2 separate regions of the Homo sapiens genome follow, and region 2 is linked to region 1. A link is a loop called in an ENCODE intact Hi-C map of the cell type or tissue named here. Cell type or tissue: endothelial cell of umbilical vein. All regions are shown on one strand. Links, peaks and the distances in the headings refer to the core of each region. The heading gives the core; the rest is flanking DNA. Region 1 has its middle 130 kb from the start of MIR4305. Region 2 has its middle 230 kb from the start of MIR4305.

Evidence for each region. A loop is a pair of places that touch in the nucleus more often than their neighbours do. Peaks named below come from ENCODE experiments on the same cell type or tissue, not always from the same donor. Only the 100,000 strongest peaks of a DNase experiment are listed, where the experiment ranks them.
Region 2: a loop joins it to region 1, with 4 times the contacts of the local background. A loop is called at or near these places in 3 of 110 quality-filtered maps.

Annotation. Positions count from the first base shown.
Region 1 is chr13:39,782,136-39,796,712 of GRCh38, reverse strand. It overlaps a transcript of COG6 not described here and the pseudogene RNY4P14. Among named protein-coding and RNA genes, the nearest start is that of MIR4305, 130 kb to the right of the region's middle. In endothelial cell of umbilical vein, for the core only: no CTCF peak of the experiment used is centred there; DNase peaks (open chromatin) are centred at 9,472, 10,462, 12,132 and 13,442; H3K27ac peaks cover 1,599 bases.
Region 2 is chr13:39,888,724-39,904,806 of GRCh38, reverse strand. No RefSeq gene overlaps it. Among named protein-coding and RNA genes, the nearest start is that of MIR4305, 230 kb to the right of the region's middle. RefSeq lists an enhancer at 11,641-11,935. In endothelial cell of umbilical vein, for the core only: no CTCF peak of the experiment used is centred there; DNase peaks (open chromatin) are centred at 9,386 and 11,776; H3K27ac peaks cover 4,679 bases.

The sequences.
Region 1 (14,577 bases), core at 6,578-14,577:
AGACATTTTCCTTCCTTCCTCCCTTCCTCCCATCCTTCCCTCTCTCCCTTCCTCCCTTCCCTTCCTCTCTGCCCCCCTCCCTCCCTCCCTCTCTGCCCCCGTCTCTCTTTCTTTGTTTTTTGTTTCTTTCTACATAAGATCTCATTCTATCACCCAGGCTGCAGTGTAGAGGTGCAATCGCAGCTCACTGTAGCCTAGAACACCTAAACACAAGTGATTCTCCTGCCTGAACCTCCTGAGTAGCTGGGACTACAGGTGTGTGCCACCACGCCCGGCTAATTAAAAAAAAAAAATTTTTTTTTTTTTTTTTTTTTTTTTTTTTTTTTTTTTTTTTTTTATAGATAGTATCTCACTATATTGCTCAGGCTGGTCTCAAACTCCTGGCCTCAAGTGATTCACCTGCCTGGGCCTCCCAAAATGCTGGGTTTACAGGTGTGAGCCACTGCACCTGGCCAAGACATTGTTCTTTCAATATACATAGCTGTACCACAAACACTACTAAATTAATCAGAAAACAATCTATGGTCATTTAATTAACTTAAAGATGCCTTTCTTGAGAACCTAGTATATACAAATCAAGGTATCCAAGTTTTCCCATTAAAAATGTATGATTAAAGCTGTAGTTCTTATCTCTGGGAACTTTTAAAAAAATATCAATCTGATCTCCATTCAGATCAATTAAATTAATATCCCTGGAAATTAATACTGTTTAAAAAACTAAGAGGTGATTCTAATTTGCAGCCAGAATTAAAAACCACCACTAGGTTAAGGAAGCAGGATATAAAGTACAGAGGCCCAAAGTAGAAGAAAGTGTGCACATGGGGTCAACATTGCTTAGGGGTCAGATGGACCAGGTCAGAGTCTCGGTACTATTGTTATCTAGCTGTGTGATCTTACACAATAAGCTTATCATCTCTCACTTTCAATTTCTTTAACTATAACTTGGGATAGTAATGGTTCAAACTTATATAGGGTTGTTGTGAGGATTAAATGAGGAAAAGCATGGAAAGCACATGGTAAATATTCATCAAATATTAGCATTATTAATAGAGACATTAAGCACTGCAAAATCTAACCAGACAAACTATGAATTAAACACGTTATGTTGGGATGGAAGGTAGGTTGCAAACATTTGATATGGACCTGGAAGGAAGATAAAATTAATCTGAAGGCAATTGCCACTCTTACTATCACCCCTGGCACAAATTGGCTTAACACAGCTTGGGGTATGATTGAATAGCGTGTTTTTGTTTTTGCTTCTTTAATCCTTGATGGAGAAAAGGAGCCAAAGTAGTAGGTTTAGCAGCAAGGATTTTTGTCTACCGCTGATGGGTTCTGAAAGGGTTTGTTGATCTCCAACACTAGATCTTTCACATCCTGAGAAAGGAGCTCCCCTGAAACCATAATAAACCAGCCAGGCTATACTGCATAAACAGTCCCATTTACTGTTAGTATATAAACATTGCTTTGGCATTAATATAGAAAATATGAATCAGAGGGTCTTATTCATAAATACAATATTTGGATAAGAAGAAAAGCCACCGTAGAGTTAATTTGCCTGTAAAGTCAAAGGGAAAAAAGAGGTGGAAGTAGAAATTCTGCTGTCAGCTTCAAGTAATACTTTGGATACACGGCAATTATCTGGTTAATCTGGTCAGTGTGGAAAAATTCAAGAACTCTTTCAAATTGGCTAGCCACACCGACCAAAGTATTCAAATAAGTAACAAATCTCTACTTTGTATTGGGGAGAGGGGTAATGTTAAAAATATGTAATAAAATGGTACAATATGAAAAAATGGTACAGTATAGGAACTAACAATCACAGCAGATAATTGCCCAAGCAGACCCAATGTCAACTGTAAATATATGGTTCATCTGTACTTAGGTGTACCCACTAACTATCAGCTTTAGGGTGGGTGTCATCTCTTGTCTCTTTTTTCTTAGCACTCTTTCATGAAAATTAACTCTTCAAGATATGTTACCTAAATATTTAAGGATCCCAGCTGGTTTTATGTACTCATCATTTTAACCACTTAACAACAACAAACAGTCTTTATTTTTTATTGTAGAGACATCTGAAGCAAAATAAAGAATTTTAATGCTCTGTGTCTTTTCAAAATAGATCATTTAGAATACTGTTAAGATTGTTTTGCTGGGCATGGTGGCTCTCACCTGTAATCCTAGCACTTTGGGAGGCCAAGGTGGGTGGATCATGAGGTCAGGAGTTCAAGACCAGCCTGGCCAAGATGGTGAAACCCCGTCTCTACTAAAAATACAAAAAATTAGCTGGGCACGGTGGCAGGCACCTGTAATCTCAGCTAGTCGGGAGGCTGAGGCAGGAGAATTGCTTGAACTCGGAGGGTGGAGGTTGCAGTGAGCCGAGATTGCACCACTGCACTCCAGCCTGGGCAACAGAGACTCTGTCTCAAATTGTTTTTTAAAATGGCAGAGTAAAACAACAAGGAAAGGTAATAGAAATGCAAGCTCCACCCATGGCAACACTAGGAAGTATATATATAACAATATATAAGAAGAGCTGGCAAAATCAGTGGAGATCAAGATACCAAGAAAAAGTGCTCAAGCTGCCAATCTCAGAAAACAACAGAATACAGTTTTCCAAGGTTTGTCCCTTAAAGGGATAAAACCAACAATCTCTTGTTTGAAACAACATACATAAGTACTCTTGATAGCTTCAGGAAGCCTGGAAGGTATGGTTGAATGAGGAATCACAGAGAGAAGCCACCTTTGCAGGAAATGACCCATCAATTAGATTAGAAAGCGAAATACTGAGTTTAGTTAAAGAGATATAATGTTTCAGTAACTCATCACATACACACACAACCCTGAATGTTAAGAAGAATATTTGCTAGCTTGAAACATGGCACTGATCCCTTTTCCCCACAAACCTCTAACAAATCGCTGATCCAGAAATAATTTATGTACTTCAAAGATACTGCAAAGAGGAACAAGGGGTGAAACAGAAATTTTAAATACCACAGAAAGCACTTACGTCAGAAAAAAATAAGTTGCATTTAACAAATGAACATTTTGACCAAGTATATATCATTGTAAATTTTAAATCTTTAAGAAGCAACCACTTCTCTAAATCAAGAGCATAAAGCAGAAATGCAAGAGCTCAGAGAATTTATAGTAGGACAATAGAAAGAGATGAAACATGAATTGATAACATAGGAAAAAGTGAAATGTAAAACTATAATAATTCTACAAACAAAGGTCAAACTGAAGCAAGTGAGAAATACAGTAAGGATTATAGAGAAGAGAATTGAGAAAAGCAAGTAAAAGTATATGAAAATAGAAAATACTATACTATAGTTAACAATACTGTATTGTACACTTAAAAATTTGTTAACAGGGTAGATCTCATATTAAGTGTTCTTACAACAATAAAATAAAGTTTGAAAAGCAAGCAAAAATTAAGGCTTATAAGAGATATAAGAAAAATATAAATGGCAGAGAGAATAAAAAGGCATAATTTCTATCTGAAGAAGAGGACAATATAATGAAAGTGGCAAATATTTATTAATATAATTGTTTTTAACTTTCAAGAATTGAGTGAAGATTTGATTCTACAAATAAAGGTGACATGCAATGCTGCAGGAAAAATTGATACAGAAGAATCATTGTTAAGATGGTCTAGTAAAGTCACTGAACTTCAAAGATAAAATATCAAATCAATTAGAGTGGAGGAAAAATACTCATGCTGTTCTCAGACAACTTTAATGCTATATTCACTACTAAAAATGACAGTCTGTAAAACCTACAAAGTTCTCAATGAAAAAAAGTAACCTAAGAATTTTATTCTTAGATAGGGTGAACAACTTGTCCTGGTTTACTCAAGACTGTCTCAGTTTTAGCACTGAAAGTTCTACATCCTAGAAGCCCCCTTAATTCCTGGGCAAACCTTCATTTCAAGTGTCCATACAATGCTTATTACAATGTCATGTATTAGGCTACAGTGAAGAGCTCAGTGAATTTCTACCTGTATAAATAATACACATAACATTCTCTAGTTACTTGAAGTAAACCTAGAAATTAATGTAAAAGCTAAAAAGTAGAAAAATCTCTACCATTGCCTATTTTCTTCCACCTCTGCCACCTTTGAGACAGCAAGACCAATACCCCCCTTTCTCCTCCTCCTCAGCCTACTCAGTGTGAAGACAATGAAGATGAAAACCTTTATGATGATCCACTTCCACTTAATGAATAGTAAATATATTTTCTCTTCTTATGACTTTCTTAATAACATTTTCTTTTCTCTAGCTTACTTCATTGTAGGAGTACAGTATATAATACATATAACGTACAAAAATGTGTTAATGATGTTTATGTTATCATAAGGCTACCAGTCAACAGTAGGCTATTAGTAGTTAAGTCTTGGGGGATTCAAGAGTTATACACGTATGTTCAATTGCACGGGGGTTGACACCTCTAACCCCTGCGTTGTTCTGGAGTCTACTATATAATGAAATAGTTGGGGGAAGAAAACTGATTTCTTAAACTACTTTGAAATAAGTCAACGCAGTAAGATGGATTGCTGGATAAACAGAGATAAATGTTACAAATGATCATAAAGAAAATGTTATTTGTAGAATCTATGAAATCAATAAATCTATGTGTTCCCTGTATAATTTTTTTCAACTTTGTTGTATGTTTAGAATTTTTCATAGCAAAATATTGACAAAAAATTATCTCAAGAAATTAGAAAGCAAATGACAAAAGGAAATTTTGGTAAGTATGAAAACTGAAATTGATAATGTCAAAACAGAAAAATGATAGAGTTAATAATTCCAAAAACTACTTTAAAAAATAATGAAGTGGATAAACAATTACCTAATTTAATAAAATAAGTATTAAGCAGAAATATGCAACATTTACAAAGATAATAGGAAATGATCATAGACACACAGACTTTGAGTTATTCACAGAAGAGTACTTCAAGTCTGCAAATAAGTTTGGGAACCGAGAGATAATGTATAATTGTTTATGACAATAGAAAATTTCCAAAAAATGACACCACAACAGATATAAAACCTTATTAACCATATATTTAAAATGTTGGTTGCCTCGTTTTATTCAGCAGTTTTGTATATGTTCTGTAATGAGAAGGTTTTTTTTTCAGATATATAATCTACCATATTGTCATAAATAGAAGTTTGCAAAAATCTCTTGTAAACTACAAACACTCTGCAAACATAGCACACAAAAAAGCAAACCCATAGACCATGGTCATTTATTAATACTGATGCAAAATCTTAAATAAAATACCCATAGACATAATCTGCTAGAATCAATGCCTAGATCATTCGATATTAGGAAATCTGTTACTAAAATACTATGGATCACATATTAATTAGTCGAAAGAGAAGAATCATACTTTCATTTCCATAGATGCTTAAGAGCTTCAATACAATATAATAATACCCATTCTAGATTTTTAAAATCTTAAATACCAAAAATAGATTCATCTTAACAGGAATCACACATATATGTCTATCTAAATCTATCTAGATATACATATAGAAAGTGGGTGTCTGTCTGTTTGTATGTATGTATGTAAGTATACCAGCTTCTTGCTAGCGAGATTGTCATTGAAAGCCTTGTTTTTAAAATCTGGAACAAGAAAGCAAGGCTTTTGTAAGCAATCTTATACTGTTCCTGAGGCAACAGTCCATGCAATTAGACAATAGAAAAACATTTTCTTAATTTAAGGTGGCAACATTATTTTTATAGGTGATATAATTGTTTACCTGAAAAACTCAAGAGAATCAACTTAAAAATATAACACAAATGATGTGAGAATTCAGAAAAAAGACTGAGAAAAAATTCATAGTCATTATATATATGAAGAACAACCAGTTAGATGATATATTAACAAAAAGTATCTAGAAATAAGCCTAATATAAAAACGTTAAAATTATACTTAGGGTCATAAACAAAGACTTTAAAATATGGACATAAAGTCCAATCTCAAACAGGAAGATTCAATATTATAAAGATGTCAGTTCTCCTTAAGTCAATATATTTTAATTCACTCTACTCCCAACAAAAATACAAACAATATTTTTTAACTACAGGAGATGATTCTTAGTTTATGAGAATGCAAAATTTATGAAGCAGATGAAATAGAAATTTATAAAATAGAAAAGTAATGAGGAAGAACAGTATCTATGAGATATTAAAACATATTGAAAAGTTACATTAATTAGTTTATAAATCTACAGATACTAGACTCATGCTTTGTGAATAGTAGAAAGATCAACAATGGGAAAAAGACTACAAAAGCCAGAAATAATAATAAGTAGAAAAGCAATAATAGCTTATGTTATTTAGAGCCTCTTGTATACCAGGCTACACAATTTTAAGCCTTACACAATTTTTACCTTGCATTTTGTTATCAGCAATCTCATGGTGTTATTGCTATTTTTATCCTCACTTAGTGCATGAGGGAATTGAGAAAAACAAATTACATAATTTGTTCAAGTTTGTACCACTCGCAAATAAAGGAGATAAACTTCAAACCCAGATAGCTGGACTGCAGAGCCCACACTCTCAAATATTATGCCTTACTGCCTAAACACAAGGGAGAATTTAATAAATGAAAAGTGTATTTCAAATCACTTTCAAAGTGAAGGTTAGTCAATATAACCTACCTGGTTAAAAAATAGCAATGGAACCCTACCTCACATTTATTTAAACAAATTAATACCAGGTGGATAATATATTTAATATTTAAATAAACAAAAATTTAAAATAAAGATCAGGTATGTTATAAATAGTTTTGGTGCCACAAAATAAATAGCACTCAAATATAAAATTTTCTTTTTTTCTTCTCAGCAAGGCAATTTACTTCTATAGAAGGGTGCGCCCTCACAGATGGAGCAATGGTGAGTACACCCCTGGACAAGGAAGGGGAAGGTGTTCTTATCCCTGACGAACGTGGCTCCTGCTGCTGTGTCATTCATCTATTGGCTAGGTTAGACCACACAAGCTAAACTAATTCCGATTAGCTAATTTAAAGAGGGTGAGGGGGTGACTGGTTTGGTGGGAAAAATGGTTATGGAATGAGTCAGGGTGGAGAATGAGACAGGGTGGAGCAGGTAATTGGAATAAGTCAGGGTGGAGCAGGTGATGGGAATGAGTCTGGGCAGAGCAGGTGATCAGAATGAGTCAGGGTGGAGCAGGTGATTGGAATGAGTCAGGGTGGAGCAGATGATCGCAAAAGGTTGCTTTATGAGGAAGTGAAGTTTAAAAGTAGAAGGCAAAGAATTGAACGTAGTGACATATTGATTCTTCGAAGAGAAATTAATAACTCATGTCTAACAGGTACATCATTGCTGCATGATTCTTAACAACAAAATCAAAATATCCATTAACTAAGGATTGGATTATAAATTGGAGTAAATTCATACTGTGTATTACTGTTCAGTTATTTTAAAAATCGAGGCAGCATTATTTATACGGCAGTGAAATATGATGCAAAACATATCATTGAGCATAAAAAGGAACAGAACTTTGTGTGTAGTGTGCTATCATTTGTTTTAGACGTGTGAGTGGTCTGAGTGCAGATGCACAGATGATCTTTAAAGTATGCAGGGGAATTGGAAATTAGGCAACAGGGATTGCCTATGGGGAAGAGAACTTGATGGCTAAGGTCCAGGGTAAGAGGAACTTAATGTTTACTGTATATCCTTTTTTGCCTTTTGAGATTTTTACAGTGTACATGCTATTACCTATTCATAAATAATAAAATTTAAAACCAACAAGTACAAGTGAGTATATTTTAATCATCCCCTGCGTAATGCTATCTCTGCCAGGTGAAGTAAGCAACTTTTGTGAAAACACAAAGAATAGTGAAGTTTAGAAGAAAAGAGTGGTGGAGAAAAAAGTTAATAATGGATTTTTAGGGCTTACTTTTCTTCAGGTCATCTTGTCTTTTAACAATCTATGAACACTAAAGTTATTTAGAAAGTAACACATATTTGAGATAAGAACAACAATAGTGATAATAGCCAACACAATTGGTGTTTACACTTAGACAGACACCATTTTAGTGCTTTGCATACATTTACTTATTTAAGCCACACAGCAACTCTACATGCTGTGTGTGTGCGTATTATGATCCGCATTATTCTGAAGAGTAAATCTGAGTTTCCATTTGGTTCATCCCTCACAGCATTTCCACCAGATGAAGAGTCACAGAGTAGACAGGGGAAGATGACAAAGCCATCTGGCCACATTTCTATAGCCAGTCCCCAAGGCAGAGTTTTCCGAGACATCACCTCCCACAACTGGAATGGCTCCAGAAGCACAAGGTCCTGCACTGGTTACAAGATGATCATGGGCCGTTGGGTGGACGCCTGTGAGCAAATGCCAACAATCAAAGACAATGTTGCTGATGGTGCAGTTTCCTGCTTTGAATACCTCACATTCCTGCATATTCACAGGGAGGGCTGAAATAAATATTCATCCAGGACCATATACTGATTACCATGTGGTGGAGTACGTGTGAAGATGGAAAGGGCAATTAAGCACTCTGCTTACCGTTTATTATTTTATAGTGGTAACAGTTGTCACACAGGAAAAGCTCTAAGCATGGCATTTCGAGAAAATTCCATGCCAAAATGTAATTGCTCCACACCTCTATCCTAAGTGGCTGAAATTCCATAGCAAGGAAGCATAGTTGCCTTCTGTCTGCCAACTGCAACTTTTTAAAATGAAAATAAAATGAAATATATACAGTTTTCCCTCACTATCCATGGGGGATTGGTTCCAGGATCCCCACAGATACCAAAATCCACAGATGCCCAAGTCACTGATATAAAATGGTATAGTATTTCTATATAACCTACACACATCTTCCCGAATACTTTAAATAATCTCTAGATTACTTACAATACCTAATACAATGTGCTTAGTTGTTATGCTGTATTTTAAAAAATGTTTTAATGTCGTATTGTTGTTTTTTTCCCAAATATTTTCAACTAACTGTTGGTTGAATCTGTGAATGCAGAACCTGCACAAATAGAGAACTGATTGTGTGTGTGTGTTGTATGTGTATATATGTATATGTGTGTATGTGCATAAATATATATATAGTTAACACTTAACAAATAAGGTGAATCATATTAAAACAGCAAACACATAGGACTCAGTCAGTTATTTGTTCTGAGCCTCACTATGCCTCTTAGTAACTCTATGCAGCCAGGCAAGATTAGTTAATCTGTTTCTCATCTGTAAAATGGTGAAACTAATTCTCATTTCTTAGGGTTGTAGGGTGAGTTAATACACACACACACCACACACACCACACGCACACACACATCACTTGATACAGAATCCAGTTAAATGCTAAAGCATGCAGTTAAATGTTCCACTAACATCAGTTTCCTCCCACACTTTCCTACCAATTAACCCCATCTTCTTGGCAGGCAGTGCAAGAACACTTTGCTGAAACTAAATTTGACCATCTTGCCTGGAACTGGCTTTTTGTGCAGTGACCACCCACACTCTCTTTTTCACTCCACTCCCCTGACCCTTGACCCAGTCTGCTCATTATAGTTCACAGCATGATGAGCCAATCTCACAATGAAGAGGGACATTTCCTACCTTTGAGAAAAAAAATGGGCAGAGAACCAGCAGACTTGTGGTGCCTTCCATTTCCCATCTGTAAATTTCTCAAAATCCCTTCCAGTAAGCAATCTCTTGGGGCTCATAATGTGATTAATAGTATTAAGTGTCTCAGTTGTCTTGAGCATTTCAGATGCAAATCTTTCTTAATAATGTATAGTTATTGTATTATGGATGGGAGACAGTTTGATCAGGCTTCTTCCTCTTCTCATGCATGCTAGAATCTGAGGGGGCTTACACGAATCAATCAGTCAACCAACAAGTAAAAGTTTTGCTTCATTTCAGCAATGAGTTAATAGGGTTGCTGTGGGTCAAATCCAAGTGTCCCCTCTGGAATCCAGAGACCTCAAATCAGCAGGGCTAGATAGAATTCACATCACAGAGTGGCTCTTCCTGGGAGCCCTATAAAAAATGATTATCAATTTCATATTTGTCTGAAATGCCACCTTTGTAAAGTTGAATCTTAAAAGTGCAAATATAAGTGAGTACCATTTTCTCTCTGCAAACCTTGTTTCAATATCACTTACCCTACTGGGGTTGTCATTTTCTTGAAATGTGATTTCCAAACTGTCCAGTCCTAACAACTGTGCATCTCCTCTCCACTCCCTGCCCATTGACAACAAACTCTGCAGGATCCCACGATCACCTAGAACCACATGCCCTTGTCCGGGCATCCACTATTCTCCTTCCACTCACTGTCAGCTGGATTAAAAGGGGCCGAGCCAGTGTTCAGCTGCCCTCTTTATCTGCCTCCCCATTCCTTCCTCTGGCTATTCATGCTGCCGCAGAGGTCTGGACCAGCTTCCTGTAATCTCCTGGAGAGGGAAATTTCTCCCTTTAGCCTGGCCTCCCAAGCCTGGTTGTTTTGGGTCACTGATTTCCTCCTCTCTTCTCACTAGGGTTCATATAGCTTCCTTTGCTAGCCTGCTAACCCTTCTCCACCAGTGAGGAGTTTTAAGCCCTAGGATTTCAGAGTGCTCCTATGTTTCCTGCTGTTGGAGTGCAGGATTTCCTGAGCCAGGGATGTATACGGTTGAGGCACTGCTGGGCTCTATCCTGACTGTACCTTATAGAGATCATCCTACTCTCTGTACATCACATTTGTATCCCAGGGCATTGAGTTCTGTCCCTACTTTGATATATCATTTCCTTCACTCCCCAAAGCTGAGCAAAGTGGAAAATCCTCCATCCTCCAAGTACTCTTAACCCCTACTCTCTCCGTTTTGATTTGGGAGTGGTCCTTCTGCTTCAATTTCTCATCTGAAGGATTTAGTTTAAATACAAGATAAACTAGAAAAGCAAGATGTTGTATGAGGTGTAATCTTCCAGCTGAGGTCTCTTCTGAATGCCCTATCAAAAATATTAAATAATTCAAAAATAAAAGGATTAGCAGAAATACCTGTTAGGGTAAATTCTCTGATCCTTTTTGTTTCTGATGGAGGAGTGTAAGTAGACACTGTTAACAATTTAAAGGATGAATTGTGTGTACGAGAGAACTCCTGAATAGTAACTAGAAAATGACCATAGACATAAGTTAATTTTCAATCTGAGAAGGGCTGGTCTGATGGTAGTGGGTTATCAGAATTTATTAACATTAGTGTCACCAAAGTTGGTATAAAACCCCCAACTGCTAAATTTGACTGGCTAGAAAAACTAAATAAATATGAGAAGGTAGTATTTACCAGTGAAGACCCAAAGTAAAATACTTAATTTCTCACATGGCCAGATAACAAGAAATCCAACCCCTTTAATCCCTGCCTTACTACCTTCAGTTTTCCGACATCCTCACTATATACCCTGATATAGCCCAGAATGCCAAGGAGTTTACTAGAATTTCAACAAATTCTCAGTTTTCCAGTTTTATTTCTGGAGCAGGGACTCAGATGCACCTCTTTTGATGACCTTCATTGCTGTTGCAAAGCAAGTATCCTTCTTCCAAAGGTAGAGCTAGCTGAATTCCAGGCATTCAAAAAGGTTCTCTGTTGACTATGCCATAGCCACAAGGCTGAAGCATATTGCGGTTGGCCATGATCAAGGCCAAGGACCTGAGACTGGGCCTTCACTCCAATTCCTGCCTAGTCCCTGGCAGTTCATCAAGTTAGACTTGCTCTTCCCTAATACATTGCTCATTTAGGAGTTCCCACAACCAAATGACACTGAGTTGAACATGTTAGCCCTCAGACACATTTTTTTCAGGCTACCAGACTGTCCCCAGGATGCATGCTCATCTCAGCACCCATACTCTGGGAGCTCCTGAACCACCAGCCTTCAGAGTGGGAGCCCAGAGGTTCCTCTCTTTCTATTCTCTTGAAAACTTTATTTGAAGGACTTCACTGTTCTCCCCTGTTCCTGGGCCTTGGTTAAGGACATTATCTTCATCAAAACAGGTTTCCTTAACTTTGAATCTAAGAGAACAGGAGCTGGAAATCTCCTTGTAGACATCTGGACAATTGCCACATGAATTATTCACTCCTTTACAGTAAACTAAAAGCTCTGGTTATTTACAGTTTCTAACAAATTCCAACTCAGTGAACTGTCTACTGTGTTCTAAACTATGAACTCCTTGTGAACTTCAGGTCTTGTTGACTTCTATATCCAATGCTTACTGCCCCTGGTGCAGAACACTGTTCAGCAAATACTAGTTGGACGGATCTGAAGCCCAGAGCTCCTGCCTCTTCTAGGTAGTGGTGGTCTCCTCCAAGTCTCTGCTGGAGTTTACCAACTAATCTAGAATCCACCACTCATTGCTCACAGCTATTCTAGGCCATGCCATTACCCTCATAGGATGTTCTCCTGACGGGTTCTGCACCTGAGCTATTCTTTGCAGGTGATGTCAGGTGTGCTGTACTCTGACAAATAGGTATATTCTAAGTGTTCCATGAATAGAAGCTCTTGGCTCATCAATGAAGGTGATGACAGCTTTTCCAGGCACAGCCTTCTCCTTATCCCTTCTTAATGTATTAAATGGGCTGTGTGGAGTGGACCGTGTTATGTGACCAGATGGAGCCGGCCCTGCATCAAACTTTGCAGCAACCAGCTTGCTTCCCTTCTTACCACACTTTCTCCCCCCAGAATCCATGCTGTTTGGGGCCACTTCCAGCCTAGCTTCCACTTCCTGTAGGCTAGAATGAAAAATGATCTCACTTGCCTTCAGGTTATATGTTTATCAGAAGACCTTCAACAAAAGAGGAATGGAAAATGCCCTCGGTAAACTCAAGTTGGACTTCTACATGAAAATTGTGTTACAGTTGTATTTGGATGGCCACTTAGCTTGAGGAGCTGCCTATAGATAAATGATGTTCAGGTGTGCTGAGATTAAACTGAGACAGATTCTAGGTCATTTGTTGGTTTGGGGTCAGAGTCCAAATTAGTGACTGTATTTTATAATATTGAATATCTGGTCACTTAAGGTTAGTTTGGATTGGTGTGTAGTCTAACAGGCCTCTGGGAAGTATTGTCCTTTTCAATCTCACAAGCACATTAGTAATACTGCCAACTGTACCATCATTTTAAAATAAAAAAGATACAGTGCTTGACTCTAAGAATTTAACATCAAACAGAGAGAACAATTTTAAAATAAGGCATTGTGTTTATGACATTAGGAATGAAAAAAACAAAACAAAACAAAACAGAACAAAAATGAACAAACAAATATTAGTCATCTGGTAACTAAAAAATCCAGGCTTTTGTGTTGTTAAGCATCAACATTTTCTAAATAATACCATCCTACTTGCCCAATGGCTGCCACACTCTTGTCAAGGACAATATTTATTTCCATTTAAAAAGTAAATATTTCCTAACAAAGGGCATAGGATTGAATGATATAGCTTTGTCTCCACCTGCAGGAATAAAGAGAATGAATTATTATTTGTTATTTGAAAATATGTAAGACCTCTAGGATCATCATTAAAAATATGAGGTGAAATCAATACTCGAGCTTTACTAATACATTCTTCTATAATGAAGTAATTGTAAAAAAGACATAATTAATGTGAGCCACTATGCCTGTTTAACTTTTTGCTGAACTATAATATATGTATAGAAAAGTTCACAGTCATCAATATACAGCTTGATGAATGATCACAAAATAAACATACTTGTCTAACCATCATCCAGATCAAGGAACAGGACATTCGCAGCACCCTAGAAGCTCCCTCAAGAATCACACTTACTTTTCAAATCAGGATTCAAAGTCCTAGTTTTTAACCTATTCACCAGTCACATCCCATGGGAAGAAGGCATCTTATGGGCACGTGAGCCACAGACTCCAGACATGCTGTTCCCCCCTGAGCACCGTGGTCTAGGTGCTGCCCCTAAGAAGGCCATTGCTAGCCCCTGTTGTGATGGGGGGAGGCAGCCCCTGACTTCCTATGGCTCCTGTCTTCTACTGTGGCTCCAAACACAATCAGCTTGTGCTCATGTTCAAGGACAGGTGTAGCTCTCATTTTCATTTCATCCTCAGTCTGGATGAAAATGAGGAGAGATTGAGGTTTTCTACTCATCAAAACCCATTTCTGGTGCACTTCTTGAAGATCCATGGCACACAGTATTTAGGGAGGACTCCTGTCTGACCTGGACAAGAGGGGGGCCTCCCACAGGTTACTACAAGCAGCATGTCCAACATTCTACACCTCCACCAAGGAAGAAATTAAACTCTTTTGCTGATTGCCCAAACTACAACTTCTAACTAAAATAGATCTGCATCTGCTTTAGGTTATCTTAAGCTACCTGTTGTCCAGTGTCTTGAAATGATTATTTCATAGTTTTTTCAGATTTTCGGTTGTTTCAGATAGAAGGGTACCTCTAGTCCCTGTTACTCCATATTGGCTGGAAGCAGAAAGCTGAAGAGTTATCCTCTGATGGCCCTCTGGCCTCTTGAAAAGAGCGAGGTTTCTAGAAATACAAAGCATCTGATGATTCCTAGGCTTT
Region 2 (16,083 bases), core at 4,960-12,959, 110 kb before region 1:
CTTAATAAACTCCCCTTCATATATACAAATATCCTATTAGTTTTGTCCCTTTAGAGAACCCTGACTAACACACACACACACACACACACACAAACACACACACACACACACACAAATACCTACAAAACTGGAATGGCCACCCATTTCAGATTAAAAGCTCAAATTCTGATATTGACCTAAAGATCCCATGCAGTTGGATTCCATATTATCCTCTGCTCTAAGTTCTTTTGCCCTCATCCCTGTTCACTCCACTCCAGCCCATGGCAACTTCTTTGTAATCCTCAAACACCCAGAGCATGGAGCCTCTTCAGGTGCTGCCGTTCACTCTACCTGGAAGGCTGGGGTGCGAGACCCCCAGATACTCCGAGGGCTTACATTCCTCCCTGCCCCCACCCTTCATCTCCATGGAATGTGTTAATTCATTACTTGTAGTAGAATTTTAATAGAGTGAATATTAAATTTAGGCATCAAATTTCAAAGCAACAAAAAAGGAGAGAAAATAGAGTTGATTTGTGACTGCTCTGAAATAAATTAACAAAAAGACAAATGGCAAAGTCAAGACATTGTTCTGTTAATAACAGTTACTACTCAGATGTGTCTTCTCAGGGAGGCTTCCCTGACCACTGCTTCTAATGAAAACACATTCCCCCTTCCCTGTTTTACCTTTCTCTAATATAACTTATTAGCATTTGACAGTCTATATAACACATATATGTTTACTTGTTTCTACCACTCTAACATAAGTTCCATGAGGATAGAATTTTACTTCTGTTTTGTTCACTTCTGCTTCCTTGATGCTTAGAATAGTGCCTAACACCTAGTAGTCACTCGATAAATATTTGCTGATAAATATCTAATATGTATGAACTAATAACACAAGCTAAAAGGCAAGAAAATACATTCAAAACATCATTTTAAAATCCAAAATCTTAGCCTGGGCAACATAGCGAAATCTTGTTTCTACAAAAAATACAAAAATTAGCTGGGTATGACGGTGCATACCTGTAGTTCCAGCTACTCGGGAGGCTGAGGTGGGAGCATGGCTTGAGCCCAGGAGGTGGAGGTTGCAGTGAGCTGAGATTACACCACTGCACTCCAGCCTGGGCGACAAAGTCAGACTCTGTCTCAAATAAATAAATAAATAAAATCCAAAGTCTTTATATTAATTAATTAAATATTTCTCAGAAAATCTAATGAGATGAATCATTGATTAGGAATCTAATCATGTAAGATTTAGATTTTTAGTTTTTCCTGAATAATACTAGGTTCTTATATTTTGATATCTAATATTTCATGGTTTTTTATTTCCAAAATACCTTGCAATCATTCATATTCAGATTTAATTCAACAAACATTTACCAAGGGCCTTCTATGTACTGGATAATATTTGTCCAATTTGATTTGGCTTCATTATTGTCACAGCTCTGTAATCATCCAGTAAATGTTTTTGGTTTTTAAAAATATGTACCCTTTCAAATTTGAATAGAAGCAAATTTTTATCAGCTGGGATGATAAATTGGAGATTGAGATTGTTTTTTCCCCCATAACCATGATTCCTTCTCTTTATGCCCCTCAATGCCACTCAAAACTAGTGACATTACCAGATCCGGGGCAATCATAGACTTACAAAATCATAGAGATGCGTGCACCATGAGAATCCATCTCACCCACTGCCTGCTCCAGGCTGGAAGTGATTTTATCCCATTTTACTAAATAGGGATATATCTTCTTTGGAGGTTAGTCTTTCAGAAGCACTTACTTCTACCATAATTACATATAAAAATTAATCGTGTGTTATATGATGATCCTCATTTTATAGATGAAGAAATTAAGGTAGATAATTTAAGTTTCCTACCTTATCAAATCAAGTTTGTGATAGGATTAAAATTCACACAAACCTCAAATGATCAACTTCTGAGTGGCTTTCTGAAGCTTATTAATTTTTTTTTTTTTTTTTTTTTTGAGACGGAGTCTCACTCTGTCTCCCAGGCTGGAGTGCAGTGGCGCAATCTCGGCTCACTGCAACCTCCACCTCCCAGGTTCCAGTGATTCTCCCACCTCAGCCTCCTGAGTAGCTGGGATTACAGGCATGTGCCACCATGCCCAGCTAATTTTTTGTATTTTTAGTAGAGATGGGGTTTCACCATGTTTGCCAGTCTGGTCTCGAACTCCTGACCTCAAGTGATCCGCTTGCCTCGGCCTCCCAAAGTGCTGGGATTACAGGCATGCGCCACTGCACCCGGCCTTGAAGCTTATTGATTTTTATTAGCACACAATATCTTTTCTTCGACAAGTAACATCTTCCACAAACCAATGTCTTTGGAGTAAAAGCATACAATTTTTGACTCTATAAATGACTCAATTTTGAAACTCTCTCAAATCAGGTTTTTAACTTATAAATGGCAACATATAATTTTCAGGGATGCAGTTAAAATTCTATCACATCCACCTCCCTGGGATGTGTCAATTAATTACTTGTAGTAGAATTTTGGTAGAGTGAATATTAAATTCAGCCATTAAATTCCAAAGCAGCAAAAATGGGAGAGAAAATAGAGCTGATATGTGAGTGCTCTGAAATAAATCGACAGACAGACAAGTGACAAAGTCAAGATGTCGCTCTGTTAGTAACAGTTACCACTTACTGATGACAAAGATTCTCTCCTTGACCAAAGTTTAGTCAGGCCTCTCCGAGCCCTCTCTGGACTGGACTTCAGCCTCAGCTCCTGTTCTTGCCAAACCTGCAGAAGGCCAGTCTTAGCAAGAATCCTGCTAAGTCACTTTAGAGAAAATTTCTTACCCTTGATGTCTGATTACCCTTGATATCTGATCAAGTTCCTCTTCCCCTACTTCTGATATATAAGCCCTTGACCTGCCTTCAGCAAGAATCCTGTTAAGTCAGTTTAGCAAGAATCCCTCCTACCGTTGATGTCTCCCCTTAGTAGTGTTCCATCCACTGAAGCCCTCACTCTGCTCATTGGCTACAAAGCCCCAGCTGTCTCTGCTCTATCTGGAGTTGAGCTCAGTCTCTCTCCTCTGTTGCAATTGTCTTAACACCTATTGCAAGAGTCCTGAACAAAGTCTTCCAGTCTTTCTTACCATTTTAACAAGTGTCAGAATAACTTTTTCTTTACCACTGAGCATCTTTCCATTTATTTATTCTGTCTGTATTCTCTTTCAAGGTCTTGCAATTTATTTATTAACTGATGGGAAATTCACACTTTGGGGTGGTTTGGGTGAGTAATAAGGGAATTAAACTGTTTGGATTGATGCATTGTTTTGAAGTTAGTGATGAGAACAAAGAAGAGAAGGAAAAGATGGTAAGTTTCAGTTTATCACCTGGAAGATTGATTAAAAGGTCCTATTCTGCCATCTGGTTCCTAGATATCTCTAAACACATTTTTAATAGTTTTGGTAAATTGAGACACTGTCTTCAGAGGCTGCTGCTCACAATTTAACAAGATTATAAGTTGAGAGGGACAAATAGTCCTTACCTGGACATTTGAATATTGGAAGTGAGCCAGCTCACTCTCCAGGGAGTATTTTTCTGCAATTCTGTAGCTAGTATAGGAAAGGATCATGTAAAAAGGAGAATAACCTGGGCTAAGAACTAATCTCTCCAAACCTTACTGACGGAATCTTATTTTATTTTATAAGATGGAAATGCTTGTTAAGTTTTTGTGTAAGATTTTTGTGAAGCAATGCAATTCATTTCTGTTATGGTGCATTTTACTTCATACTTTCATATTTTTGTTACAATTTCCAATTGAACTGCAAGACCACTTGTACCTATTTTATGATAATTAACTTATGTGGCCTTGCAAACAAATTTTTAAAAACTCACTAACCCACAGGGACACTCATAATCTTATCCCATCAAAAGCAATTTTGTTGGCTTTTTAACCTACAAGGCTGCATTCATGATTCAAAGCCTTAATAGACTAGCATCACAACCAGAAAGAATAATCACACCAGTTGTGAATTAAATCTAAGACAATGATAAGGAGAAAATGGTCACAGTAATCATGTATTAAGAGATTAAAAATAACTCCCCCAAATAGGCTGCTGAAATTCACATCACAGAATATGATGTTGAGCATTTTAAAGCTCTCACTACCTAGTACTCAACAAACAAAGGCACGGAAACTCAGCTGAATGAGAGGAAAATTCTCTTATCTTGCATGGAATGATAATGAGAAACTTGATCTGTTATGTTATGCTGCCAACTCCAAGGTTGCTGTAAGTCAGTTATTTCATGAGGTCTTGCCAATAGTATGTTTATATTTAAGTGCAAATCAAGCTATGTCAAGGTTACAATGTTTAGTTGGAGAGAACATTTCAAACACCAAAGAACTAAATATTTTTAACCACAGGATCAAAAGGAGATGCCTTTTGCTCCTTATTGTGTACAAATCAGGACCTGAAACATTTGGGGCAGGAGAACCTGACAGGGAGAAAAATTCCTTTTAAAGGACAACACTGTTCTCCAGGCCAAGTGTAAAGTTAGAGAATTTCAGAATAGGAAAGAACCCCAGGAGTCATCAGATTCAGGCCTCTCGTGTTCCAAAAGAGGAAACAGCAGCGAGGGAGAAGAAGTTGGACTGGAATCCAGGTCTCCTGACTTACCAGTGTTTCTTTCTGCCAGAAAGATGCCTTCCCTTGTGTCGGAGGGGGCAGGATTCCCTTCTTCAGGTGGAACACAAGGCTAGCCCAATGCCATACCATGTACAAATTGTGTGCAAGTGGTGTAGACCACCTCTGTCTATGTGGGGTGTCATCCTTGTGTGGCGCTACAAATCCCACGGCCCACTAAGGAATAGCAGCTGAATAAAGCCTACTTCTTTATTTCCATCTCTTTATTCTGTCTGTATTCTCTTTCAATGGAATAAAGGCTTTGTAGGCTTTGTTTCCGCATCAATTCATTAATAACTCAAGTACTTACTGTTTCCATATTTAATTGTTTCTCTTTTTAGTGCCATTCCAACTAAAGATTTGAATTCAAAAATTAGTACATACAGGCCAGATATGGTGGCTCCTGCCTGTAATCCGAGAACTTTTGGAGGCTGAGGTGGGCAGATCACTAAGGCCCAGAAGTTCAAGATCAGCCTGGGCAACATGGTGAGACCCCGTCTCTATACAGGGAAAAAAAAAGTATATATAGAGCCCTTCATATTTAAGCAATAACCCTTTTCTTTTACTGTATTAGTTCTTTTCATTCTACTGAAGTTTCCAGAAGCATTGGAAAGTGTCTTCTTACACCAATATTTTCATAACTAGGCAATGTATGGGACTCTTCCCTAAGGCTCTGCCTATAGTTAGTCGAGTTTTATAAAGAAAGTCACAAAAACATGGAACCAGTTATTTAGATTTAAGATAGCTAAAATATGTATTTCAAATATTATTTGAAACTTTCTTCAACAACACTGCCATTTTCTGTCACCATTTCTCAATACCCAAAGCATTAATTTTTATCCTTCAATCTAGGCTCAGAAGTAAGCTTCTAGGCAGGTAAACACAACACTTTGTATAAGTGAATTTTAAAATCTTGTAGATATTGACTGATGAAATTCATCCCAGCTCCCCCATTCACTCAGTGTCAAAGGAGATATAAAAAAGAGCTTTCTTCTTCCCATCACTCTTTGTCCTTCTTTCCTTTCCTTCCTTGAAAAATAAGTCTCAGTCACCTACTATCAAGTAGGCAGTCAATTACTGTCTGTGGAACCAAAATAATTCATGGTTTCTGTCCTCAAGAGGGGGAAAACATGTTAATAGATAAACTCTTTTTTTTTTAAGTATTCTTTTAACATTTTTGTTGCTGCGGTGAGGAGGGGAACAAATCACATACCAAAAAAGACATTTGAGTCAAAGGATCCCCATGGAAATACCCTAAGATCCTTAAGTGTTGATATTTTAATCTACAATTTTCCAAATGTAGGAATTTTCTTAAGCCATGTGATCAATTTCTTTTTTTCCTGGAGTTTGAGTATCAGTCCCCATGCATTCTGGAGTCAGGCCATGAATACTGATAGACAAGAATTTCAGGAAACCTAACCAGTGAATGGGTTTTTGTAACAATCCAAGAAGCTGATAATACCAAAGGCTCCATCCTGGATTTAATTAAACTCCAAGTGTAGAGACTCTAAAGCCACAAATTAAGCAGAAAAAATTTAAGAAAAATTACCTAAGAAATCCTCTGAAAGAAGCCATTGCTTAGCTGTGAACTAACTACCTGTCACTCTGCCAAAGCATTGTACTAATTAAATACCCCGCATGAGAAATATCCTAGGGAAAACTAAGCCTAATTCAATTGATCATCTTACTCAATGTATTAGTTTCCTAATGCTGCTGTAACAAATTACCACAAACTTAGCAGCTTAAAACAACACAGAGGTATTCCCTCTCAGTTCAGAAGGTCAGAAGCCTAAAATCAGATTCACTGGGCTGAAGTCAAGTTGTTCTCAGAGCTGGTTCCTTCTGGAGGATCTAGGAGAGAGTCTATTCCTTTACCTTTTCTAGCTTCTGGAGGCAGTGTACTTTCCCTGGTCCCTGATCTGTTCCCCAGATCACTCTAAGTTCTGTGATTGCCACATCTCCTACTTCCTCCTTTGACCTTCTTGCCCCACTCTTACAAGGACCACTGTGATTACACTGGGCCCCCTGAACCTTTCCATCTCAAAAGCCTTAACTTAATTACATCTGCAAAGTCTCTTTTGCCTTATAGGATCGTATGCACAGGTTTTGAGGCCTACAATGTAGATATTTTTGTGGGGCCATTATTCAACCTAACACAGTCAGCCGGAAGTCAACTGGACTGAGGGAAAACCTCTAATTCACTCACCAATGTGGGTTAGAAACAAGGCTGAAATGTGGATGTTTAGATGACCTATTGCTCATCCTTCTGCACTATTTCTTTTCACGTTCAGTGTGGGAGGTTTTGTTACTGGCTAGACAGAGACACAGATTCTGGTTATTTTTTTTACCATTGCTTGCTAAGTCATGTTCCCATCTCTAACGTAATTTGCTTTACACTCTAACCCCAACATTGCTTTTGGCACTTGGTCCTGACCAATTCCCTCCCACTCATGGTGTTTGTAATTGACTCCCAGTGATACTGACGTTCAACTTGAGAGATTCCCCCTATTTCCTCCCCTCTCCCGTTTTTAAACTTTCTAGGGTTTTCACAAAATGTTGTGTTTTTGAGCCAAATGCAAATTTAATGGTTGTACATTACTTCTTTGAAAATTTAATGAATCTGTTTAAGAAGGTGACATCTAATTTTGATCTCCATCCAATGATTTCTATAAAATAGAGGACCCTTGGTTTATAATCTATACAAATTTCAGTCAATACAATAATTTTTCAACATTTCAAAATATGTTTAGGGGAAGAGAGAATCAAAATCATACTCTAAGACACCATAAGGTCATACTATTTCACTCCTACTGTCACTTATATAGACATAAAATTGAACAACGTAGTTTCGTGTGCTATTTATATTTGTTAGTCTTCCCTTCTCAGTTAGATTAGTTGTTCTTAATAGAAAAAAAAACCCTTTGCTTCTTTTATATGCTCAATGATAAATAGTATTGAATTGGCCACACAATTAGCAATCAAATTATTTTTGGCTGATTGAATAGTCTTTTCTTATAAGTCACATATGGCTATATTATTTTATTCCTTTCTACATATTTGGAAACATTTCAATTTAAACAAATTATATCTTTGAAAACTTGGGTTGTAAAAAAGAAAAATTATAATATGATGATTTACTTTCAATTAGGATATAAATTCCTATCCATGAGAAATATCCACTGGAAAAATATATATATATAATTTGTACAAGAATATATTAATTGACAAGGTAGGATATGGTTGTACCCTGATTTATTGCTTTGTTTTTGATCTTCAGCTTTCTAGCAATTTTTTTTAATCTAGCAATTTTTAAAATATCTTTGTGCTGCTTTATAATTCCATTATTCTATTCTTTTTAGAGAGAGAAAAACAGAGTGTTGCTCTGTCACCCAGGCTGGAGTGCAGTGGCACAATCATAGCTCACTGCAGCCTCAAACTTCTGGGCTCAAGTGATCCTCCCACCTCAGCCCCCCAGAGCACTGGGATTACATATGTGAGCCACTCACCATATTATTACTTATTCTTAATACCCCACGTTTGATTCTGGTTTATATATCATGATAGTTTCCATATTTACCATTTTTTAAACTTTCATTGTATTTTGTTTTGATTTTTACTTTTTACTAATGTGTAGCACATCTAAGAAAGCATATGGGTCACAGTATCCAGCCCAACGTATCTTCATCAAGTACCACCCCTCTCATAACCCCACAAGGGTGTGGAAACAACATTGCCAGTGTCCCAGAAGTCCCGGTCCTTCCTCCCCAAGCTAACCTTCCCTCAACTTCTAATACCATAGATAAATTTTGCTTGCTTTGGAACTCATTTTATTGTAAAATTTGCTTGTTTACTTGTGTCCAATTGTAAAAAGGTTCAGATTCTGCTCCCTCCAACCCCCCCAAAAAGAAAAGATTCCAGGGGATTCTGGGGATATATTTTCTTTCTTCTTTTTAATAGAGAAATTTATTGATGCGGTTAATTATCTCAATAATGTTATTTTCATCATTAAATCCATCTTTCTTCTTACTAATGGACCTCCTGTTTCTTTTCTCTCTATTCCTTTTACAAAAGCCTTGGAAGTCCCTCTAATCCTTACACCTTCACATTCCTTCCAGGGACTGCTGTCCTTTCTTGTCACTTGTAGTTCTCAGGATTCCTCTGGTCAGAGCCCACCTTCTTTCTCACTCTCAGAGGGACATGCATTTTATATCTTTCAAGGTGAACTCTCCTATTTTCCTTTGTGTGTTCTCAGTACAATTGTACTTTTCTTGTCTTAAAAGAAAAAAAATCCCATATGTATTAATTATAGAGTGTGGTTTAAATTTCTGAAGATTCCTGGGGGTACTTATAAGCATTTAATAATTATCATTTCACTTGTCTGGGTTATTTTATTCTTAAAATTTTAAACCTAGGAATCGTGCCTTATACTGCTTTGGGCTATATGTTCATCAGTTTTTATCATGCCAAATTCAAATGGCCACTGTGTCTTCTTTTCTGTGACTCTCATCCTCATTGACTTCCCTCTCCTGTGTTCAGAGGCAGATTGAAGTTTTGGCTGAGGCTCTATCCTCTGCTTCTAATATCAATGCTTCTCTCTCTGACTAATGAACCATTTGGATGATGGATATACTATGTGCTTGTTTTCCAGAAGATGCTTCGAATAATTCTTTCCAAGGAAATATTTTGAGCACTCTAAAGAATTTGAAGAATTGAAAACTCTTAAGTACATCTCACATTCTTGATACACTTGAACTGTAGGGACACAGAATATTATAGACGATAAAGCTCTTGACTGGAAGACAGGAAACATGTGTTCTTATCTTGGGCAGCCAGCTAACCAGCTATAGGATTTGAGGCAGGCCATCTGTAGGCATTTTTCTTCATCTGCTACAGGGATTGTGCTACAGAGATTTCCACGGATGTGGAGAAGAAAAGTACCTTGTACCTCTAGGGACACAGAAGAATCTATAAGGGTGCATATTTTTATGTCCCAAACTATAAGAAGTGAAATTACTGAAAATTATCTCGGGTTGTAGAGATGCATAGAAGCTTCATTGAAAAAGTGTTGTGTGAGAAAATCAGTTTTAAAATGTTGAAAATACTGGGCAAGAATATCTTTAGGATCTTTGATTTCTGATATTTATGAAGATCTTTAGGTTGCTTTCATTTCTGGAATTTTTGATCGCATCAGTCATTCTCTTTTCCTGTGCCCTGCCCCCCATGGAGTTTGTTATAAATTATACAATCCCCACCGATGCTTTCTAGGCCTTTTACTCCTCCAGATTTCCTAATGAAAATAAATAATTCTTTCTACTCAGTAAGAAATATAATCAAAAACCAAAGGACCAAGTCCTCCGAACAGGAAGCTCGCCCAGCCCAGCTCTCCCATTTGTGTTCCCTGCCGCTCGGTGCTGCCAGAACTGGGATGCTGGAAAGAACAGTGGGTTGAATTTCAGATCTGAGTCTTTTTGGTCCTGTGTTTCCCACTGTTGATGGGGTTCAGGACACACTACCCCAGAATATTTTAAGCTGAAAGAATTTTAGAAAACTGCAGAAGCAGGAAGGTCACTCTGATCTTCCCCCCACCTTTCTCACCTGCAGCAGGTCATAAAACCTAAAAAGCATTTTCTGACCTTCCCCGGATGCAGGGCATGAGACCCTCATTCATGAGGTGCCCTCCCTATACCCAGAGAAAAGGCATAGCCTTATCTCTGAAGATACAGGGTCACAGAGAAGAATCTAAACAAACGAGTCTTGCTAAGTTCCCCCCAGTTATTAGATCCAAGCATATTCTTCCACAACTGTCTACTCTTCATCAAACTTAGCATAAAAATACACAAGTTTACTATTTCTTTGTGTCTCTATTTCCTTATGAAGGCTTTCGTGCCACATAAAACTTATACTAAATACATTTGTATGCTTTTCTCTCGTTATCAGCCTTTTGTTATAGAGGCCTCAGCCACAAACCTAGCTTTGGTGAGAAAATGGTGCTTTTCTTCTCCTATACTAACTATGCAGATGACAGGAGCACTCTTTCACCTCCTGGGGCTCAATCCCTGAATGAAAAATTTCCATTTTTCTTCCTGTACTCTTAGAATTGGCCTAGAATCAGCTCTGGGGAGAGCTCCCTTATTGCAAGGAGACCAAAAGACTCTGAGGGCACTCAGTCTGCCAAAAGAGCCTTCCAACTAGAGCTCTGTTTTTCACAAGAGTCTATTTGGGTTGGGGTGAGGGACAAGAGCCCTCAGAGAAAATCCTTCAAGAAAAGCCCCAGCAGAATGGCAGCTCCAGGGACAGGGATTTTAAATCAGGGGAGCCAGCTGCTCCTTCTCCCCATTCCCATCTCAGACCCGCAGAGACACCAAGAGGAAGACGGGTGACAGAAATCCTTAGCAGTTGTTTGGTGACGGTGGCACCTAGGAAACAAACTATGAGATATAGAACCAGTAGAATAGGGATGACCAGTGTGAGAGGGATGCAGGAGAAGTAAGGACTCCTGCGAAAACATCTGGAGATGATCATAAACTAAACCTTTTTAAATACTATTTTAGAGTAAATTAAATGACACCATATTATTTATCTGTCTTTGCCACTTGGCCTCAGGAGAAGCTGGTTTCGGAATGAGACTCCAAAGAGTGGATCTCAATGGGCAGCCTCCCAATGATTTTTTCCTCTCCTAGGATGATGTATTGGAAAGAAACACTGTGAGTCTCTGCATCCCAGAATGCGAAGTAGAGCCCCTCTGAAGAGGGACTCTGGTAGCAGTGAAGAGGTGGGGTGAAAGTTGGTTCCGGTGGGTAGAAGACCTTTCCCTGCACCTGAAGACCTACATTGTCGTGGGACAAGGGAAGAGATCATTACAACTGTAAAGAATTAACTTGCATGAATAGTGAGGCACTGGAGTGCAGTGAGCCCAAAAAAGGTTAAGCTTTCTTATTCACACACACACACACACGCACACACACACAGAGTGGGAAAAGATACCTGAGAAATGGACACTATTTTCCTAATGACTGCCAAGAGTTGACTGTGGACTCCTTCCATCAAATGGCCAGATAAGCAATGGGGCCCTTCCTAGCTAGGACTTGGAAGCATTTTGGTCAAAGGAATGGAAGGGCTGAGCCTGTTTTGCTGACTCCCACAGGAAGTGGTGGGCCGAGAGCACAGCTACAGGCTTTCCTGTGCAGCGTAAATTGGCCCAATGTGTGCAAAACATTCTTATCTGATAAAGAATGGAAGTGCGAGCGTGTGCTAAAATGTTGGAAATAATATGGGGTCTCTGCTTCACTCTTCCCTCATTTTTCTTTCTCTGTTGTCTCTTCTTCATCTTTGGCAGTCATACTGGGCTCTGGGTTCTTTTCTAGCTTCTCATATGGTTTTGATTAGGAGAGACAAATATAACACAGAACAGAGCTGATCTGAGTTCTTCCCTCTTCTTCTGGATGAATATGCTTAATTGTTAATCTTCTTGTATGTTTACATCAGGAATACACACACATACGCACAGACACACAGACAAACACACACACACACGTATATTCAACATAAAAGCATCCCTTTTTAGCCTATCCCTTTTTAAAAGATGTCAAGGAAAAAAAAGTATTAATATAAAACCAACTACACTTTGCTAAAAACTATTTCTTTTCCAGGAGGAATAAACTAAACCTGTAATCAGACATTTGATTTCCAGTCCTGGCTCAGCGTCTAACTAGCTGTGTGCCTTTAGACAATTTTCTTGAAGCTTTTGGTGTTAATTTTCTTATCTCTAAAGATGAAAAATTTGGATTAGGTAAACTCCCAAGTACCTCCCAGGAGGTGTTATGATTATCTTTGTGAGGTATATTGGTACCACATTTATGATAAAAGCTAAAATGGGTCTCTACATGCACACGAAAATGAAGGCAAAAATAGCAAAACAAAACAGGCATTTGTATGTATTTCTCTAATGAAATTTTTTAAATGGCCAAAAAGTAAAGTGTTTTGCAGTTTATTAGCACCATTTTACTAAGCACATAGGAGCAGCAGGAACACAGATTTCAGAGCCATGTACAATATCTGACACTTAGAATGCACATAGTAAATGTCTGCTGGAGGGTGTACTGCTCTAGCTGCAGACAGGGTAGCATAGCCTAGTGACAAGAGCACAGAATTTCTAATAGTAAGACTCAAGTCTCAGCCCCACTACTTACAGCTCTGTAATTAAGAACTAGCCTTTCTGAGCCTCAGTTTCCTCAACTGCACAATGGGATGAATTCCTGCACTTCAAATCTTGGGGTAAAATCAAATGACAAAATACGTATGAAAATGTTTCACAAAATGTTGAGTACTTGCAAATGTTCAATTTGTTCTGTCACTGTCCTAAAGATACATGTCTGTTTCCTTAAACTCAGTATTCATTGGGCACCTTTGCACACTGTGATAAACCGATAATTTTACCCCAAATTATAGCTGACTCATTCAACTTTAAACTGCAGGAAGTATACCTGGCCACTAAGATGAATGAACAAGAGAAATGAACACACCCATATAATTTTTTTAAATTACCCAGTAAATCCATCTCACCAGATGAGCTGAGAAGTCTTTGCTTTCCAAATTCTACAGCCTCTAGTAGGGTGCTAGAAGTCTTTCCATCCTAAACACGGCCAACTCAAGGCAGAGGCCTGAGGAGTTTGCCTCTTTTATCATCCTAAAATAGCTTTTGTCTGTGTGGCAAATTTTAAAAACTGTTTATTTGGAAATAATTTGAAACTTACAGACAGCTTGCTTAAAAATAAAATGTATAAACACAATTGAAATCCTCTACCCAGATTTACCTGACATTTTACCCATCTGCTTTATCATTTGCTATTCCATCTATCTATCTATCTATCTATCTATCTATCTATCTATCTATCTATGATTTATCATCAAATTTCTTTTCTGAGCCATTTGAAGTAAGTTACATATGTCATGGTCTTTTACCCTTAAATATTTCAGGGTTTATTTCCTAAGAATAGGGGCATTTTTATACATTACCAGAATACAGTTATCAACTTCTATAAATTTAATATTGATACATCTTAAGATATCTTTTGCAGGAACTACGGCTTCCATGAAAGACAGTGGGATAGCTGGGTGTCAGAATTCTGTTTCCGTTCTTGTCCTTGCTCTCCCACTCCAGAGTACTAAACATTGAACATTCGAGCCTTAGAATGTACATCAAGGAAGTTGGCCTCTGCGACCTGTAAAGTGACTTCTGGCTTTGAGCATTATTTGCTCTAAGACCAGGCTGCAGTTCTGTCCCTAGGCAAGTTCCCAGTTCCAGGCAACTTGGAGCAATATTTATTCGGTCTGCAGGTTTGGAGAGAGTGGCTAGGAGATTCATATAACCTCACTGTTGGCCCTACATTGCATCATGTGGGCCCTTCTGCAAAGACATTTATGGGCATAGTGAACTCATCTTGTTCACCGTTATCTGCTAAGACATTCCACCCCAGGGCTCAGTGTGCTGTTATCATCAAAAACACTGTAGTCCTGGCCAGGCAAGGTGGCTCCCACCTGTAATCCCAGCACTTTGGGAGGCTGAGGCTGGTGGATCACCTGAGGTCGGGAGTTTGAGACCAGCCTGACCAACATGGAGAAACCCCGTCTCTACTAAATATACAAAAAATTAGCCGGGTGTGGTGGCGCATGCCTGTAATCCCAGCTACTCGGGAGGATGAGGCAGGAGAATCGCTTGAACCTGGGAGGCAGAGGTTGCAGTGAGCCAAGATCGTGCCATTGCACTCCAGCCTGGGCAACAAGAGTGAAACTCCATCTCAAACAAAACAAAACAGAGCAACAACAACAAAAAAACACTGTGGTCCCAAAATATAAGACTTTTTTTTTCTAATATCAGTGTGTATGCATGCAATCTAGTGGAGAAGGGGGACAAACATTTGGTAGTAAGTAGCAAAAGATTTCAAGTTATGCATCTCATGTTTCACTCCAGTTGAGTGTCCCTTACTTTTATTTTACCATTTATTGAAAATAAGCAAATTGCTGGTAAAGTATCCTAAATTTGCAATGGAAAAATGACTGTTTACAGAGTCACCTGCAAATCTACATTACACAACGTGAAAGTTGGTTTATTATTGGAAAGTGTAGGGGAAGTGTCTTTACCTAAAGGATGTAAGGTCACAAGTGTTCTATCTTCTGATGCCTCGAATGTACCAATGCACATCTTCCCCGGCCAGCCTGGCAGTCAGACCTCTCAAAGAGAATGCAGGGAGTGTGAGTGCCCCTGACATGGAGGAGGTGCCCTGTCCACACTCTGGTAAATAAAAGGTTGTGAATGAGGGCAACTGCTTTGGCTTATAAAAATAAAAAAATTAAAAGGGCAGAGGAATTGAGCAAGGAACAAAAACTCCAGCTTACAATGAAAATATCTTTTGAAATTTGTGATATTCATTTTTATAATTTAGGATCAGTTTTTACCCATTGTTCTCTATTGCTTACCCCCAAAATGACTGTCAATATGATTATTCATCTCCCATGAGTCTGTGTGTCACCAGTACGGTAAGGGGTGTCTCTTCTATTTTTAGACACAAAGATTATCCAAGCAAAAGGGCACATTCCACTTCCATTCTGCTGAGGGCAGGCTACACCCTGGCACAGTTTTACTCCTAACCACACAAAGGCTTGTTTTGAGAGGGGAGTGAGCAGTGGGTTGAGGAAGGTTTCAGCGAATAAGAAGAAAAATATTTCTAGATTTAAACTTGAACAAAGTTAACGCTGATAGCAGAGTTAAATGACCTGCAAAATTCAAAAGTGCAGACAGGGCATTGCAATCCACACCCAGTGTTCCCTGAAGGCAAAGACTATGTCTCCCATGACCCACAAGGGTGAGATTGATTAGGAAAAACCCCAGAGGGCAGAATTGATCTTTGAGGATTAGCCAGTCTTTTGTTTAAGGGTTTAGTCAATATTTTAGTAGGGAAGTGGATGGTATCACAGGCGCTGATTAGCCTGAGTGGCATGTTTCCTCCCTGAGTTGCTCCTGATCAGGGATACCTGACCTCCAGGTAGACCATACCTGCTAACTTGCTGTCCCCACTCCTGTCCCCACTCCCCAGGTTTTCTTAAAAACCAAAACTACCTCCACCTGGAAAGGCAGGGCCATAAAGAGGCCATCAATGCCTTTGCCTGAGACCTACCTGTACCCTCTACCTTCAGAGATGAAAGGCTGAAATGCCACCCACACCCAGTGGCATGAAATTCACAAGTCTGTCATTTTGGCTGCAAGGTAGGACATCTTCTGGCAAATTTAATAAGCAGATTCTCTCAGTGATAGGAAATTATTGCTTAATGCAACTCTATTTCGCGTGTTTAAAGCATTTTGATAGCAGTAGTCACCTGACCTGGTGTGAAGTACAAATAGAAGTTTTCTTTCCTTTTTTTCAATCTTTTCTCTTTTAAACTTCCATTTTTTTAAGG